Linked DNA regions of Homo sapiens: region 2 is linked to region 1. A link is an interaction called in ENCODE POLR2A ChIA-PET data of the cell type or tissue named here. Cell type or tissue: HepG2. All regions are shown on one strand. Each heading gives the region's core, and the rest is flanking DNA. Links, peaks and the distances in the headings are about the cores only. Region 1 holds the start of FOXN3-AS3 (FOXN3 antisense RNA 3). Region 2 overlaps FOXN3 (forkhead box N3).

The links. ChIA-PET counts read pairs that join two places held together with the same protein. Peaks named below come from ENCODE experiments on the same cell type or tissue, not always from the same donor. Only the 100,000 strongest peaks of a DNase experiment are listed, where the experiment ranks them.
Region 2: POLR2A ChIA-PET joins it to region 1 with 5 read pairs; 1 of 35 experiments calls an interaction of 5 or more read pairs at or near these places.

Annotation. Positions count from the first base shown.
Region 1 is chr14:89,347,689-89,356,022 of GRCh38, forward strand. It overlaps FOXN3 (forkhead box N3), which reads right to left. Exons shown (of 6, transcript NM_005197.4): 3 at 2,984-3,120. It overlaps FOXN3-AS3 (FOXN3 antisense RNA 3), which reads left to right and starts at 2,599. Exons shown (of 2, transcript NR_188029.1): 1 at 2,599-2,805. RefSeq lists a silencer at 3,728-3,777 and enhancers at 4,927-5,642, 5,984-6,083. In HepG2, for the core only: no CTCF peak of the experiment used is centred there; DNase peaks (open chromatin) are centred at 4,033 and 4,463.
Region 2 is chr14:89,227,516-89,235,849 of GRCh38, forward strand. All of the region lies in intron 4 of FOXN3 (forkhead box N3), which reads right to left. Among named protein-coding and RNA genes, the nearest start is that of FOXN3-AS3, 120 kb to the right of the region's middle. In HepG2, for the core only: no CTCF peak of the experiment used is centred there; a DNase peak (open chromatin) is centred at 5,096.

The DNA.
Region 1 (8,334 bases), core at 215-8,214:
CACGCCTGTAATCCCAGCACTTTGGGAGGCCGAGGCGGGCGGATCATGAGTTCAAGAGATTGAGACCAGCCTGGCCAACAAGGTAAAACCCCATCTCTACGAAAAATACAAAAATTAGCTGGGTGTGGTGGCGCCTGCCTGTAGTCCCAGCTACTCTCAGGCGGCTGAGGCAGAAGAATCCCTTGAACCCAGGAGGCGGAGGTTGCAGTGAGCCAAGATTGCACCGCTGCACTCCAGCCTGGAGAGAGAGCAAGACTCCGTCTCAAAAAAAAGCAAAAAAGGAAAACAGAGGCACGGGTCTACACATCTCAATATTTAGCATGGTATTTGGATGTGAGCAAGGTCTGGGCAGTGCTCTCAAATGTCTCGCTTTTCCCGCAGCATTTCCAGCCACCTGCAGCTCAGTTCAGAGTGACATTTGCCAAGCACACCTGCAAGTCCTAGCAATAACCGCCCATCTAGTATAATCACCATCTTCTTCAGGATGCTAAGTACCAGCCCCATGAAAGCCAAGCACTTCCCAGGTACCCCTCACAGCGATCCAGCAAGGGGCTGACGGGTGATTCCCCGCATCACAGTGGACCCAGCCAGATCACGTCAATTCGGCATTTTGGGGTCCCTGTTTAATGACTCGGTGTTTCACTTCCATCTTCTCTAGGTCATGTCAACAAGTGGCCTGATGGCTTAGAATTGAACCAAATGCCACATCACTGTTAAGACACAGAAATATTGTACAATTACCCAGTGTTCAGTGGCTTCAGTGCAATTTCACACACTAGAGGATCCTGAAGCAAACTCTCAGCTTTCAGATGAAGGGATGACAGTCCCCAGGAAAGAGAAAGTGACTTGTTCTCATGGACTTAAGGCATGGAAGAGGCAGACTAGAATCTCATCTGTCATCTCCCTCCACCGCCAGTGACCTCTGTGGAGGTGAAATCTAAGCACCGCATGGGCAGAAGCAGAAACTGGTTTTTTTTCCCCCCTCAGTCAACTGGGGATAAAGGCTGGAGGTGACGGAGTGGGGTCTGAAATATTCCTTCGGAAATGATTTTCATTACAAAAGCTCTGGTTCATCTGCATTTTTATGTCTATATTAAAAATCAAATGAAGTCATTAAGCTAAGGCCAGCTCAGAATGCCTCTCGCCTGAATATGCATTCCTGTTCCAACCCCCAGAGCTCCTCTATAATCCTTCGAATTATTAAATAATTACTGTGTTTCCCTCGGGGTCACATTTGGCAACAAAATACTGGTCTAAAGGAACCAATGACATGACCCAGTGAGTAACACTCATGTTCTTAACTTCCTAGAAGCAAAGGGAGATGAAATACTTCTGAGGTGCAGAGTGGAAAACCCAGAGAAGGGTATTCCATGCAGCTTGGAGAGTCGGGGGGTGGGGGTAGAATGACAAAGAAACATGAGAATCTGGGAAATATTTCAATAATTAGTGTCACGTCCTCCTTCACCAACCTTGTACATCGGCAATTCTCCACTCCAATCCTGGTTCTCTTCCATTTGGGGAGTGGCTATGGCCACAAGGAGAAAACCAAGCATATGGCTCTGTCCTTCTGGACATGTCTACTATGTTGGCTGGGCTGCTTTGGAAAATCCCACTTTCTCTCCTACAGCTATATGACCTCAAGTTGTCATTTCGAATAAAGTATGCTTCCACTGATTTTTATGAACACAGACAAAAGCTGCTACAACCTTCCCCCCCACACACCAAACCTTTCAAATCAACTGTAGTTGCTATGTAAGGTTATTTGTTTCTAAGGCAACAGTGTATATCTAAGTACTAATGGCCTGTCCTTTTGCCAGGCAACAAACAGCCTTGTGATGCAACTGCACCTGTCTCGGCTACGCGTTACTATGGAGACGCTCCAGTTGCTATGGGTACCATCACGCTAATCGCCTAGCAAAGGCAGACATACAGCAGTCTTCTCAGAGAGCCCAGCTGTTCCTCCCTGTCTCTTGCTGAAGACTGATTGTCTAGGGCCTGTGATGGAATGCTTCTCAACTGAGATGCAGAAGAACTTCATTAATGCTATTTCAGAAGATCACTTTGTGCTCCCTCCTGCAGAACAAACAGCAGACTAGGAAAAGAATCTGCAAAGAAGTGGACTGTAAAATTCCTGAAGTCTATGACATCATGCCATCCCTAATTAACCTCAACTTGCAGTCCAAGGATAATTCCTCTTAACTAGGTGGTTACGATAGAAACATTTCTATACATTTTTAAATATTTTTTTGTAGAACTGAGGAATGCACTTCAAATTCAAGTACTATGTATTCATAAAAATTGATCTTAAAAATTTGGTTCTGATTATTTGGCTCTCTTTTGGAATCTAACATTAAGACACTTTTTAAAAAAGTGACAGGCTACTTACCCTCCCTTCCAATGATATATTTGTAAAAATGGTACCCATGACCTTACTGTCTCAAACAAATGGGCATGTGAGGAGGATAAAATGTCTCTATTGTTTCTACTGTTCTCCTTGAAGAAGCAAAGACCAAGTAACCACAACAAAATGGTCACCTGGGAGCACCGTCTACATGGAGACTGCGAAAGACAACAGTGGGGACAACTGAGTGAGCCTCCACTGAATGTCTGCAGAGACCGGCCAGATGAGGGGATGATGGAGTTGCCTGCTTGACTCGTTCCTGTACTTTTATCCCAACAAAACATGACACACACCGAGATGTGAAAGCTGTCGACTTTTCTTTGTAAATGTTTCTACCCAGGAAGACATGATTTCACCCACCATGAAGCCTTCTGGAAGCACATTCCTCTGACGCTGCAGCAGCGGTAAGGTTTGTAGGAAATACAACAGTGGATATGCCTCCTAATAATACTTAATTTCTTTCTCATTTACCTGCAGTTATTTTTAAAATCTCGTACGGCCTATTAAATTAATTTCCGCGCAGGTCTCTGCCAAAATAATGCCATTTCAGTAGACCAAAAAAAAGAAGTCTGAATTGCTTACCTTTGATATGCCTGAGGACAGGTGGGAGGTGTATTGAACACGTGTGGGTGTGGGTGATAAGGTGTCTTTTTCAAAGCCTGAATTAGATTTTGTCTATACTCTGGGTCTATGCACCACAACGACCCTTTCCCAATACTCTGCAAAGAAAATTAAAATACAAAGGCATTAATAGAGAATTATTAAGTACTTTGCAATAAGTAGATGTATAGCTATTATCACTTCTTTATTTTTAAAAGCTTCTCATTTGTTGACTGTTTGCCAGCCTTAAATATTATACTGACAGTAGAACTCCATAAAATGCACTTCAATCTTACTTGTATTATGTTTGATAGGCAAAATGAACATATTATTACCAGGTTATGGTGATACAACAATATTACAATTTTCATACCCAAACTACCAATAAAATGAGAATCTCATTGTTTTTCAGCGTCAACATTGAAGAACACGTGCATTCTCTTCTAAAAATGAATTTAACTGTGTCAGATTTCTAAAGTTTGGGGAAAAAAAAAAGAGGGCCGAGACACCCCCAAAAGTCCATCTCTGCTCCAGAAATTTAGTTATGTTTTAAAACCATATGACATCGGGATCATTTTATAAAAACAGAAAAGTAATCCCCTTGTTTCTTTCCAGCTTACTCACAAAAGAATGACATTTACTCTTGGAATAGAATTCTGTAATTACCTTCCCTAAGCAACAAAAGAACTCAGGCAGCAATGGTAAAGCCCAACTCAGAATCCACTATTTATTTTTTGGATTCCTCAGTTCCCAGCAATCGACTCCAGCCATTAAGAGTTGAATCTTTAGAAGTCAAACTTTAAAATGCAAATTTTCTAAAACCGTTCTGTGGAGAGAGGGAGGCTTCCTGTGAGGCCCACTTCCTGTGAAGCGTTTGGTCTATGGACAGCCTATTTTTAAAAATGTAAGTCCTTCCTTTGAGGCCCCCCGGAACTGGCAGCAGGCCGACGGGCAATCGTTCCTCTGGCCGCACACTTTCAAGTGACCGAATGTACCCAAACTGTTTGATAAGGTCATTTGTAAATATTTACTGATTTGCAGAGAAAAGAAGTTAAATTACATAAACCCGTGCCCACCTCCTGCTTTCAGCCAACAGTAAGATTGATGTTGTCCTCCAACATTTAGAAAGCAAACAAGAAGCTGTTTAACTAACATGGGGGAAGGGGACAATCCAAGAAAATCCCACTGAAGGAGCTGTAAAAACAAGTTACTCCTAAAATCTTTTTAAAAGTTTAAAAAAATCTGTGTTTCATCATCAGTTCACCCGAGTAGTTTCCTTACAAACATTATTCACAGAGCCCATTAAAATACTTTATTATCAACAACATCAGCAAGCCGTGCAACTGGAATTAACTCTTTCTGGTGCAATGAGAATAGGAGAATTGCTCAAAACCACAGCCAGGGGCTGGAACCTCTGACCACTCTAGTCACCCACCCCCACGTGCAGGCCTGACCCCAGACACAGGTCAGAGTCTGGCTGGACACTCTATGCTTAAACATCAATGTTCTCAGTTTAACCAACCGGATGTTTAAAGACCTGAAAGATTTCAACTTTGGAAAATTCAACATTCCTACGTGTTTTTTCCTTTCACGCACACATTCTCAAACCCAGAATAGTTCAGGGGGAGCAGTGAGACTTTGCAAGTAAATCAGGCGGGCCACTCAATAATCTGCCCTGGAAGCTTCATCCCTTCCTTTGGAAAAGAGCTGTGCAGAAGAAAGCCAAAAGCTAAGGAGTGGAGAGGTTTGGGGGGAAAGACAGGAGACAGGTAACTACCAAATTTGGAAAACATAAAACAAACCACCAAATCCTGTCAACAGTAGGGGTCTGGCCTGATTCCATCAAAGGCTCCCGGTGGAGCCCTGGGCCAGTGGGACCTGCCTTTCTGATCCCTTGCACCCAAGGCTCCAAACCAGCAATAGCTACACTGAGGGCCATGGCTGACATGTGACCCAAACATTTCTGCAATGATATTGTCTCAATTCTGGAAACCCAATGGCTTTTGTTCTCATCATGGTGGCTTTCAGGGTGGGACCATTTAATCTTAACGCTACAAAAATAATATGACAAAGAAATGAAGGACAACCGGTTGGCCTTCTCAGGGAAATAACCGTAAGCCAAGAACGTGGTTTCTCCTAATCCTAACCTAAGTGTTTGTTTACTGTACCCTTGTATACCCATATTAATGTATGCTACCATTTAAAAGCTAAGCAGATTGAACCCAGGAGCCAGAAGCTGCAGCGAGCGGAGATCGCACCATTTGCACTCCAGCTGGGGCAAGAACAGTGAAACGCCATCTCAAAACAAATAAATACATAAAAATAAAAACAAAAGCTAAGCAGAATAAACCCCCAGGACTGTGCAGGACATTCACAAGGTAATTGATCCAGATGCAGAGAGGCAGGCTGAAGAATAGTAAGAACAGGTGATCTGGAGCCACACAGACGTTTCCTGAGTGGCCCTGCACAAATCACAGCGCCATGGGAAGTCTTGCTTCCTCACTGGTAAAACAGTGACCCACTTAGAGATAGCTGGGAGGCTCAGAGATGGCATAATATAAAACACCTTCAGTAGCGGCCCTACCTACAGGTACTCAATAAATGGCAGACAGCATCATGAAAATCTCCTTTTGGACACAAGAAAGACAATGAAACTGGCTTACAATGTCTTTCATTGAACCATATCTGATTGATTTTCATCTCCAACAGCAGCGGTGGGAAGGGCCTCCAGCAAACAGATGGGACGAGTGAAGATAAAATGATCATCTATTTGAATGCAGTGGTGGTCCTGGCTCAACAAATTCACTGGGAAGAGCTTTTTGACATTCTCAGCTCCCCCTCTATTTTCATCACTCCCTGCATCTGCTTTCTATGAACCCCACACCCCACACTCACTACTGGGACTTCTCCCTTGCTAGGGAAGCTACTATCACTGACTCATGACTACCTGGCTGCTGAAAGTCTTTTGCCCAGGTCTCTGCACTGTCAACATCAAGCTGAGGTTTAATTCCATACTTGGTCAGTTCATTGTGGCCATCTCCCAAAAAAAATTTTTTTTTTGAGACAGTCTCATTCTGTCACCCAGGATGGAGTGCAGTGATGTGATATCGGCTCACTGCAACCTCACCCTCCCAGGTTCAAGTGATTCTCGTGCCTCAGCCTACCAAGTAGTTGGTATTACAGGCGTGCATCACCATGCCTGGCTAACTTTTTTTTTTTAAGGAAAGAGATGGGGTTTCACCATGTTGGCCAGGCTGGTCTTGAACTCCTGCATTTTCAAGCATTTTCTTGGGTTTCATGTAACAGTTTGGAGTAGTAAAATGGTTTACTTGAAAACTTTAAAAATGGAAATATGCAAAGGATAGAATGCTCAAGTTTCTTAGGCCAGGAAAAATTACATTTAATGTTTCTAATAGGAGAGAGAAGGCTATAACTTGATTATAGTTGTGTAGTAAGTTTGAGAGTTGGAGCTTTCTTAGAAAAATATCTGCATCTCATCTGAAGACAAGAATATGGAATGCTTTTTTTGTTTGGTTTTTTTTGTTTGTTTTTTCTTAGACAGAGTCTCGCTCTTGTTGCCCAGGCTGGAGCGCAGTGGCACAATCTTGGCTCATTGCAATCTCCGCCTCCCAGGTTCAAGCCTCTCCTGCCTCAGCCTCCTGAGTAGCTGGGATTACAGGCACCCGCCACCACGCCCGGCTAATTTCTGTACTTTTAGGAGAGACAGGGTTTCTCCATGTTGGCCAGGCTGGTCTCAAACTCCTAACCTGAAGTGATCCGCCCACCTTGGCCTCCCCAAAGTGCTGGGATTACAGGCGTGAGCCACTGCGCCCGGCCGTGGAGTGCTTTTTATTAAAAAAAAAAAAAAAAAAGAAAAGAAATAGGCCAGGTGCGGTGGCTCATGCCTGTAATCCCAGCACTTTGGGAGGCCGAGGTGGGTGGATCACCTGAGGTCAGGAGTTCGAAACCAGCCTGACTAACATGGTGAAACCCCATCTCTACTAAAAATACCATAATTAGCTGGGTTTTGTGGTGGGTGCCTGTAATCCCAGCTACTTAAGAGGCTGAAGCAGGATAATCTCTTGAACCCAGGAGGCAGAGGTTGCAGTGAGCTGAGATCGTGCCATTGCACTCCAGCCTGGGTGACAGAGTGAGACTCCGTCTCAAAAAATAAATAAATAAATAAATAAATAACTGTGAGGGCCACACACCATTAAGTGTCGGGGAATTCAAAATAATAAGCGAAGAATATTCATTTATAGGAAAGTATGCGTGTGTATTCACACTCACATTTTTGTGTGTATATATACACTAACACCCCCAGAAAAAAAACTGAGAAAAATTACATGGAAAAATGAGTAAAAAAAATTATGGATGAGCCCAAGTTTCTTTTAAAATTAAAAACCACCTGGGGGAATAAAAATCAACTCTCTATTAAAAATAAAAAATCAATGCACAAAAAGAAAAGCAAACAAGAGCCCATATTGTAGGAAGAAATGGTTAGCAAAAATGTAAAAAAAAAAAAAAAAAGTAATTTTTTTTTTTCTTTTTGTGGAAATGGAGTCTCACTCTGTCGTGCCCAGGCTGGAATGCAGTGGCGCAATCTCAGCTCACTGCAACCTCCGCCTCCCGGGTTCAAGCGATTCTCCCGCCTCAGTCTCCCGAGAGGCTGGGATTACAGGTGCCCGCCACTATGCCCGACTATTTTCTTTTTTTTTTGTATTTTTAGTAGAGACGGGGTTTCGCCATATTGGCCAGGCTGGTCTCGAACTCCTGACCTCAGGTGATCCGTCTGCCTTGGCCTCCCAAAGTGCTGGAAATACAGGCATGAGCCACTACGCCCAGCCTATACTTTAAACATTGTTATTCAAACCGTGGGCCAGATACATTCATGGGTCATGAAATGAACGGAATGGATCATAAGCAGCACTGTTTTAATGGAACAGAATGTAACAAACTAGAACCAAATAGAATGGACTACCATATATCTGCAGTAACATATAGTGAAATTTGTATTTGCATAGTTGTGTATATACATGTTTACTGATCACCAAGTAACATACACTTCTTACTGGGAAGCCGGGTCAACAAAGTTTGGTATCCACTGATCTAGGACAGTAGTGTCTGGTTGTGTTTTTTCCCCCTTCTCACCACTTGTGAGGAAGAAAGCCCCCTATTAGCAACAGTGGGGGACTTACACGTGGCTCTGGGGCAGTGCCTAAAGAACGGGGATAAGGAGGCAGGCCCCATGTCAAAGTGGAGCAGGCACCACCTCTGCCCAGGCCTGTTCTGCCCTGGCCAGGGAGGGATAGCCTGTAACAATTTCAGTTTGT
Region 2 (8,334 bases), core at 141-8,140, 120 kb before region 1:
GAAATGTGGCGGGTCAGTCATGTTGTTTTCAAAGGTTCTAGACCAGCGGTTCTTCTGAATTTTTGTGGGGTGATTGTGGCAGGTGAACATTAAGATGACCCCCAGTGAGTCATCTCTCTCCCCTTGAATGCAGATGGGACTTGTAACTGCCTTCTGGTAATAAAATCCGGCACGATAAAGCACAGTCACCCTGAGATTACCTTACATCACAGAAGGCTCCGTCTTAGCAGACTGCAAGAAGAGAGTCTCCTATGGCCTTGAAGGAATCGGAGGGCTGGTGAGGGCAGGTGCTCCAGCAGCTAAGAACGGCCCCCAGCTGATAGCCACCAAAAACAAGGGACCTCGGTCCTAACAACTGCAAGGCACGGAATTCGGCCAACAACCTTATGAGCTTAAAGGGAAACCCAAGCTTTTGTAGAGATGGGGTCTCCCCAGGCTGGTCTTGAACTCCGGGCCTCAAGCAATCTTCCCACCTCAGCCCCCCAAAGTGCTAGTATCACAGGAATGCACCACCGTGCCTGGCCAGGGAGACTGTTACTCACTGGTGGCAGCCTGGGGAGACATTAAGCAGAGGACCCTGCAAAGCTGCACCCAGCCTCCTAAGCCACAGAATCTGGTATCATTAAAGTGTATTGTTTAAAGCCACTGTTTGTGGTAATTGTTATACAACAAAGAAAACTAATACAGTGAGGATGTCATTTGATGGTCTGATAAAAGAGGCGATCTCTCATTAGCAAAGCTCAGGAAGACACGTTTTGAATTTGATTTTAGGGATTTGTCAGACCTTCTAAACTCTTCAATGTACCCTCAAGATGTTCTTCCACGTTCTGGGTTATGAACGTTTCTTTTTGTTTAGTCAATAAAACCTACTGCAAAACTTGGTGACATCTGGGAAACTAACAAGGTCACAGTCCGTAAGAATGGCTAAGAATGGCTTGCTGGGCCATTTCAACAGTTTTCAAATGTAAATTTAAATAATTTGTTTTATTCTTAACCTGTAAGATAGGACCACATTTTAATATTGTACCATATTCAACTTGTGTAGAGTGATAAAAAAGCATAGGTTTGAAGAGAAGGCAATTTCTTATTTTATTAGGAAAGTATCTTCAATCCTGCCTCTTCTAGATTAACTATAGGAATAAAAAAAGCTGTAGTTTGTAGAAACCATGTGAGTTTTAGAAAGGACATGTTTAGGAAGATGGGCTCAGTTCATTTCCTGACAGAGGACTTGTTCAGAACGAATATAACACCTGGAATAAACTGATTTCCTAATCCAAATGTCCTTTGGAGTGATATATTAGAAAGAAAACAAACAAATAAAAAACTGTAGATTTAAGTCCTTGTTCTATTACTTCCTAGCTGTGTACTTGGGAGGAAGTTACCTTATTTCTCTGATTCTGTGTTTTCTTAACCATAAAATGGGTTGTTGCTTCCCCTCCCGCCTCTTTCCAAAGCATGCTGGCTGTAAAAACGGGCTGTTTTGAGGACCAGATAAAATAATAGTCATGAGAGAGCCTTGCACAACACCAGGCCTCGTAATAAGCAATCAGAACAACCAATACAGCCCTGACAAATGGGGTTTATTCCACTGCCCCAGAGAGGGAGAAGGGAACAGAGGAGTTGAGGATGGCTGCTCTCCAGCACTCGTGTCTAGGGAAAAAGAGGTCTGAGTGGTAGCTGCAGGGACTAAAATAGATAAGAGTGTCACCCATGACAAAATTCGTCACATTGATTGCCGGGCCAATACCAAACACAATTCAGACTTAGTCAAAGATTTTGTTGTACAAAAGAACTAGAGAAACAAACATAACCCTAAAACAAACAATCAAAATATCCTATTGCACAAAAGTATTTATTAAGCTCTTGCCACTCTGACCACGGGATTAAAGTAGCTCAGCAGCGAGAACACTCTTCTATCTTGGTGGCTGTGGGATCACATGAGGGACAGAAAAGAACAACAAAGTTTGCCAAAAGACAGTTGGGATCCATCTTCACCCAAGTACACACTGTAATGACACCCTAGTTGCAGAAGTTAGATGAGTTGTGAGAATCAACGTGTTGCTGTTTGGGCAGGAACCAAATGCTACTGACCCTTCCCTAGCAGAAAATACACTTCCGATGGTGTTTCTTTAGTAGGCATGTGTCTCCCCAGCCAATCCTCTGCCAGGCTTGGAGTGCAAGTCCGTGTGCAGTGCTGGGTACAGGTGGTAAGATGCAGTAGGTTGTCCCTCTGGTGACACTCGCTGAGGCCAATAAGAGATAAAAGGAGGTAGGGCAACACTCAAAAGAGCAAAAAAGAGCTATAGTACAGCCACCGACCAAACCGAAGGATGTCCACAAGACCTGGGCCAGCCCTGCAGGTACAGGCAGAGGAGAACAGCTCAGGATGGCAGAAGTCCCTGGCTCCATGGCCCAGAATCCAAACAAAGCAGTGAATGGCCCCACTGGCCTCTTACCCTTGAAGCTCTGCAGTGAGAGACAGGGTACAACACCACTGATCAATGGACTTCAGAAAAAGGTAAGGCCCTCAATGCCATGAATTCACTAGTCCAAAACCAAAGGGTCATGGAAACCAATGCTCTTCCAATATGGTATCTCCATAGGAAACCAGGGAGGAAGGTATATCCCACCATGCTATCATGTGATTTGCTTATATGTCTGTGAACCCAAGAACACTGTAAATCCCTCTATGGAGGGATAACACACACCCTTTTCATTTCTTTCATTTCTATATCCCAGGGATCTAACTCATTGGCAGGTACAGAGCACTCAGAAAACGTCTGCTGAATGGACAATCCCTCTTACTTCACTCTGTTTCTTTTCCCACATTCTCATCACCTCCACCATCCTCTGCTGAGCATCTGCTCTGATGAAAGCCAGGCTGTGTGAAATGGAATTCCAGCTAAAGCACTCGTGTGCCCCTGGGCAAGTCACTTCATCTCTGTGGGGATCATTTTCTCCCAATGGGTTATTGCTATTATCTCCCTGCTAGGGTGTATGGGATTAAGTATACATAAAGGGCTTAGACTTGTGCCTAGCACTAAGTAGGCACATCTAAGTGCTAGCTACTATTATTATTTTGACAACTTGCTTTTTATTTATCATATTTATTGTTTCTTGTCTATCTCACGCAGAGTTCCACAAGGGCAAAGATTTGTGTCTGTTTCCTTCACTGATGAATCCCAAGTATCAAGAACTGCACTACGCACACGACAGGCGCCACACACTCTTTATTAAATAAATAGATAAACAAACATTCTTGGATAGTAGAGGTCACATCTGCTTTAAATTCTGTAACCCTCCTTACAGTGTTCAGCCTTGTTTCTCAATGGAGATGAAGGTTTTCATTTTTCTGTTGAAAAAATAGCTTTCATTTATAAAGTACTTCTTCTATTTTCTCATTTGAGCCTCGCAGCAACCCTGTGATAAATCCCCCATGGCGTCTACTGGAGTAGCACATAGCCACTAGCTCTGCGGGAACATCAGGACTTGAGGTTGATGATAATGATAACATCCCACCCATCTCACCTGTGACAGGCCATTTATTACTTGATGAGGAGAAGCATGCCTGCCTAATTTTTTTGCATTGACTTACCTGGGGTGATTTTGTTGTTGTTCTACTGAACATAAAAGATGATGTGTTTTTATTTTCCTTATCCCAAACTGCTCTTTTAAAATATACTCTTTTCTTTCTAATGAAAAAAAAAAGTATCTGTTCGCCAAGGAAAACTTCAGCAAAAGCAGTAAGAGTATAAAGAAAATCAAAATTACCCATATCCCATATAATGTTAGAACTTGCTTTGTAGGAAATACTTGCAACAAACAATTCCTGTTTGGCCAAGAGAGACACTAGCTGGCCTGTTGGCCACACAGCATTCTGGGAGTCAAGAGCCGGCCCAGCCTCAGGAGAGGAGAGGGCTGCCAGGAGCTAACAAGCCAGGTGATCCAAGAGGGAGGGTGGCTGAGACTGAAAAAGAATGCAGGGGTCTCGGTCCACTATGGAGGGAAGGGCAGAGTAGGGATATGATCTGATTTGCCAGGCAGTATGACAGAGGAGTGTGGTTCTGTTGCCTGGACTTCTGTTACAGCGGGATGTGGGCACCAGCAGCTATTCAGAAGGTCTCAGCCAGGGCCCTAAGGGACAGACACAGAACCTTCGCATCTGGAGAAAAAGGAGGGGACGCAATGGTACAGCCGCTCCATGCAATACTGTGCTCCAAATCGGACCTGCCTACCTTGCGGTGCCTCTATGCTGGGGCACAAGGCAGACATGCCCATGGTTCAATCCTTCCAAGACCAAGCAGATGGAAGCAGGTGGTGGCGGGGAACACACGGGTAATTAATCTCTAGGTCTGCTCAAAGCGATTGGCTGGGAGCATGGCAGGGCAGCAAATTATGGCCACTGAGATGACATTTGCAAGAGCTGGGAGAGGCTCCAATGGTGCCAGCAGCCACTGCTTCAGGGACAGGTAAGCTCAGTGTTGCGGGAAGGCGTGGAGCTAAGCCCCAAGAATACTATCTGCCTTCAGGGTGTCACGTTTCCTAACCGAAACTGGGCCAAGACTGGAAAAAGCCACAGGAGCTGCCTCATGGCGGATGTAGAACTCACTGATTTATTGGACTTTTCCACATCTAGGCCTGCCCCAAGATTCTGACCTGCTAGTAACCTGGGCAGAACCCAGAAGGTTCCTATAAGTCAGACTCCAAAGGCCAGTTCTTTCAAACTGCTCATCTGTAGGAGGATACATGTGTCTGAAACTTATTTAATATTCTACAAACACAAACCGTTCGCCTATACATAGTTCATTCTGCAGATAGTGTTACTGATGACCAATAGACCCCGAGTGCTTTAATCAATGAAATTACTGCCTCGGCTATTACAGGAGACTATGAACTGTTGCAATCTTCTATCCACATTTCAATCGATGTAAACCAGGGCAAGAAAAAACAGGACCCTTAATTATATAACCGGGAAGGATTATATAACAAAGGTCCTGATGCAGCTTTAACTGTCTCCGTGCCTACGCGGGCTGAAAGAGCACACGTTTTCAGAGGGAACATGAGCAGCCCAGAGTTGTGCAAACCATTTTTCAATATTGGTTTAACTAATCCCACTTACTCACCATCGACAAGTCCTCTGCTCTTCTAACCTTGTTTTTCCACAGCCCTGGATGGAGCAACCCCATTTCAGGGTGATAGTTTGTTAAAGTGACAGCGCGCCAGCCTTACGAGACATAATTTGAGGAAAGCTGGCGAGAGCGTCAATTTCTCTGAGAGGCTGGTCTCAGCTATCCAGCACGGCAATGATAATTTCATAATGCTGCTAAAGCCACTTCTGCCATTTCAAAATGGCAGGACACTGATCACTTGTGACAGGAAGCATTTGCACTGAGAGATACTTGAAAGCCACACAGCATTTCTTTGTTGGAGGAACCCAAGAAACAGTCATAGTAACAACAAAAAATAACCACCTCCCCTCCTTCCTTTCAGCCTGTGCTGCCGAGCAAAATGATCCCTCTCCATGTGTCCTTTATGTCTTACTGATAGAAATTACATTCGAGGGCATCCGACACAAAGGACACTTGTGCAAGCAATGTACCTTGTATGTGACATTTCTTCTGAACCCTTAGGAGAGATATTGATTTAAAGCTACCAAGATGCTGTATATGCAATGCTGCGACCATCATGAACCTACCCGGCATCCCACTCTTGTGATTTAAAGCAAGCCTGGAAAGCTGAAATCTAACTGAAATAACATTAGTTGCTCTACTTCACCCTGCAGGAGGAGGACAGGAAAGTCAGAAAAAGGCAAAAAGTGGTAACTTGGTGGTGTCTGAGGTCACATAATGGCTGCTGATTTTGTAAATTCTATACTCTGTAATACCTAGGTGTGATGAGTCCATGAATGAAGAAGCTAGGAGCTGGAATTTCCCATCCACTGGGTAGAAAATTATTTTTCAGTGACACATAGTAAAACTAAGTATCTATGAATTTTTAAATCATATAAACTTGATCATTCTTTCAAATCCCTTTCCTGAAGGTCAACAGTTCCCTTTTTTTCTTTTTCTTTTTTATGATCTGTCATCCCCCTCCACTCCCAGTAAACACAGTCTAATGGTTTAACTTAAAATTCTGTGCCCAAGAAAATTTTCAGAAGTGAGAACCACAGAATCTGGAGTCTCTAGAAATCTCAGTGATCTGGATGTGAGATTCAAGTTCCAAGTTCAAGTTCTGATTCTGCTACTAGCAGAGTGACCTCGGGTAGGTCCCAAGATACTCCCTGGGATAGTTTATCATCTGTCAAGAGGAGGAGTTGGAGTAAATGAACTCAAGGCCTTTGGCCTAAACCCCATGACGCCAGTCTAGGTCCCTATTTTCTAAAGGGAACCATGTCACAATTGGCTGTACAGGTAGTCCCTGAAGGAATCAGAAAGAGCCTGTGCCTGTTCACTCCATCCTCCCCTCACCAGGTCACTCTGTCCCTCGTGTAGATCCCAGAGACGTCAACCTACATACAGGATAGAAAGCCACAGTGCCCCTCGGATCATCAGATTCTCCCCAAAGACCACTTAATAGCCATTGGTTGACTTCAACAGGCACATCTAAACTGCTCTGAAAGACTAAGGAGAACCCAACGAAATTCCTCTAGTACAGGGGTATTTCGTGTACTACGTGTATTAGTTCTAGGGCCACTGCAACAAAGTGCCACAAACTGAGTTCTTCAAAACAACAGAACTTTAATGACCATAGTTCTGGAGGCTAGAAGTCCAAAATCAAGGCATTGGCAGGGCCACCATGCTTGCTTGGAAGCCTGCAGAGGAGACTCCTTCCCTGCCTCCTCTTAAGCCTTGGCGTTCCAAGGCTTGTGGCTGCATCGCTCTACTCTCTGCCTCTGCTGTTGTACGGTTTGAATCTGAGTCTCCACCCAAATCTCATGTTGAATTGAAACCCCAGTGTTGGAGGCGGGGCCTGGTGGGAGGTGACTGGATTAATTAGGGGGGCAGATCCCTCATGAATGGTTGAACACCATCCCCTTGGTGCTGTCCTTGTGACAGTAAGTGAATTCTCATGATATCTGGTTGTTTAAAAGTATGTGGCATCCTCTCTCTCTCTCTCTCTCTCTCTGCCCCCCTCCCTCCCCCACTCCCCTGCTTTTGCCATGCAACACATATACTCCTGCTTCACCTTCCACCATGAGTAAAGGAGAAGATCTTTATTTTTCAAGGGTTGGACAGGTGTGAGCTGGTAAGGAAAGTGGAGTTCTCTCCCCAGTCGAGCCCTACACACCCCTGCATTGTGCTTACCCTGAACATGCTTATGTTTTCCTGTCTTGGCCCACCTAGCCCTCGTTGCCAGCAGGGCTGCCCCATCCCCAGCTGTTGAAGTCTTACTCACTCTATGAGTGCCCGCTCAAATTTGCCCTTCTTGCAACCTCCCTAATTCCCGCAGCAAGAAATGAAGTCACCTGCCTCTGACCTTTCCTGGCTTTTGTCTGCTCCCTGATGATACTCGTAACTTTATGCCTTGAACTATGGTCACTTCTGCCCACTCTCTGGCAACTGCCCCCTGAGAGCGTGGGCTATTTCTTATTTAATCCTTATGCCCATAGGAGGTGACTGTAAGTATGTGCTAAAGTAAACCTGCAGGAAGAGAAGAACAGAATGGAGAGTAATGCCTGATGTTTTGAAAACATCACCATGGAGAGGGCCCTTTGGAACCAGGGGCTGTTAGAACCTTGTGGCTTACTGATTCCCTCACTGTCTCTTTGTGACCTCCTTCCCCATGCCATGTTGCTTTGAAATCAAAAGAAAGCCCAGAAGATAAGCTAACCACACAAAGTAAAGTATAGGAGTGTGCCTGTGTGAGGGGCTTCTGCCAACCCCAATCAGCACCAGCGGCTCTTGGAAACCATCAGCCGTTGTGACCCTGGAGGTTTCCAAAAAAGAGGATGACACCTGAACGCCCAGCAGGTCTTTGGAACTGTGAAATGCTTCATCTGTGGGGTCCTGGCAATCATGGCAGTAAGCATGTCTTCTCCAAAGGATGTCCACATCCTGATCTCCAGCACATGTGACTATGTTAGATTTCATGGCACAGGGGAATTAAGGTTGCAGCTCGAATTAAGATAGGGACATTATCCTGGATTAGATAGTCCAGGTGGGCCCAGTGTAATCACAAAGGTCCTCACAAGTGAAAGAGGGAGGTCAGAGTGATTTCATGTGAGAAGAACCTGACCCGCTGTGGTTGTCTGTGAAGATGGAGGATGGGGCCACAAGTCGAGGAATGCAGGCAGCCTCTAGAAGCTGCAATAGGAAAGAAAGCGGCTTCTCTCCT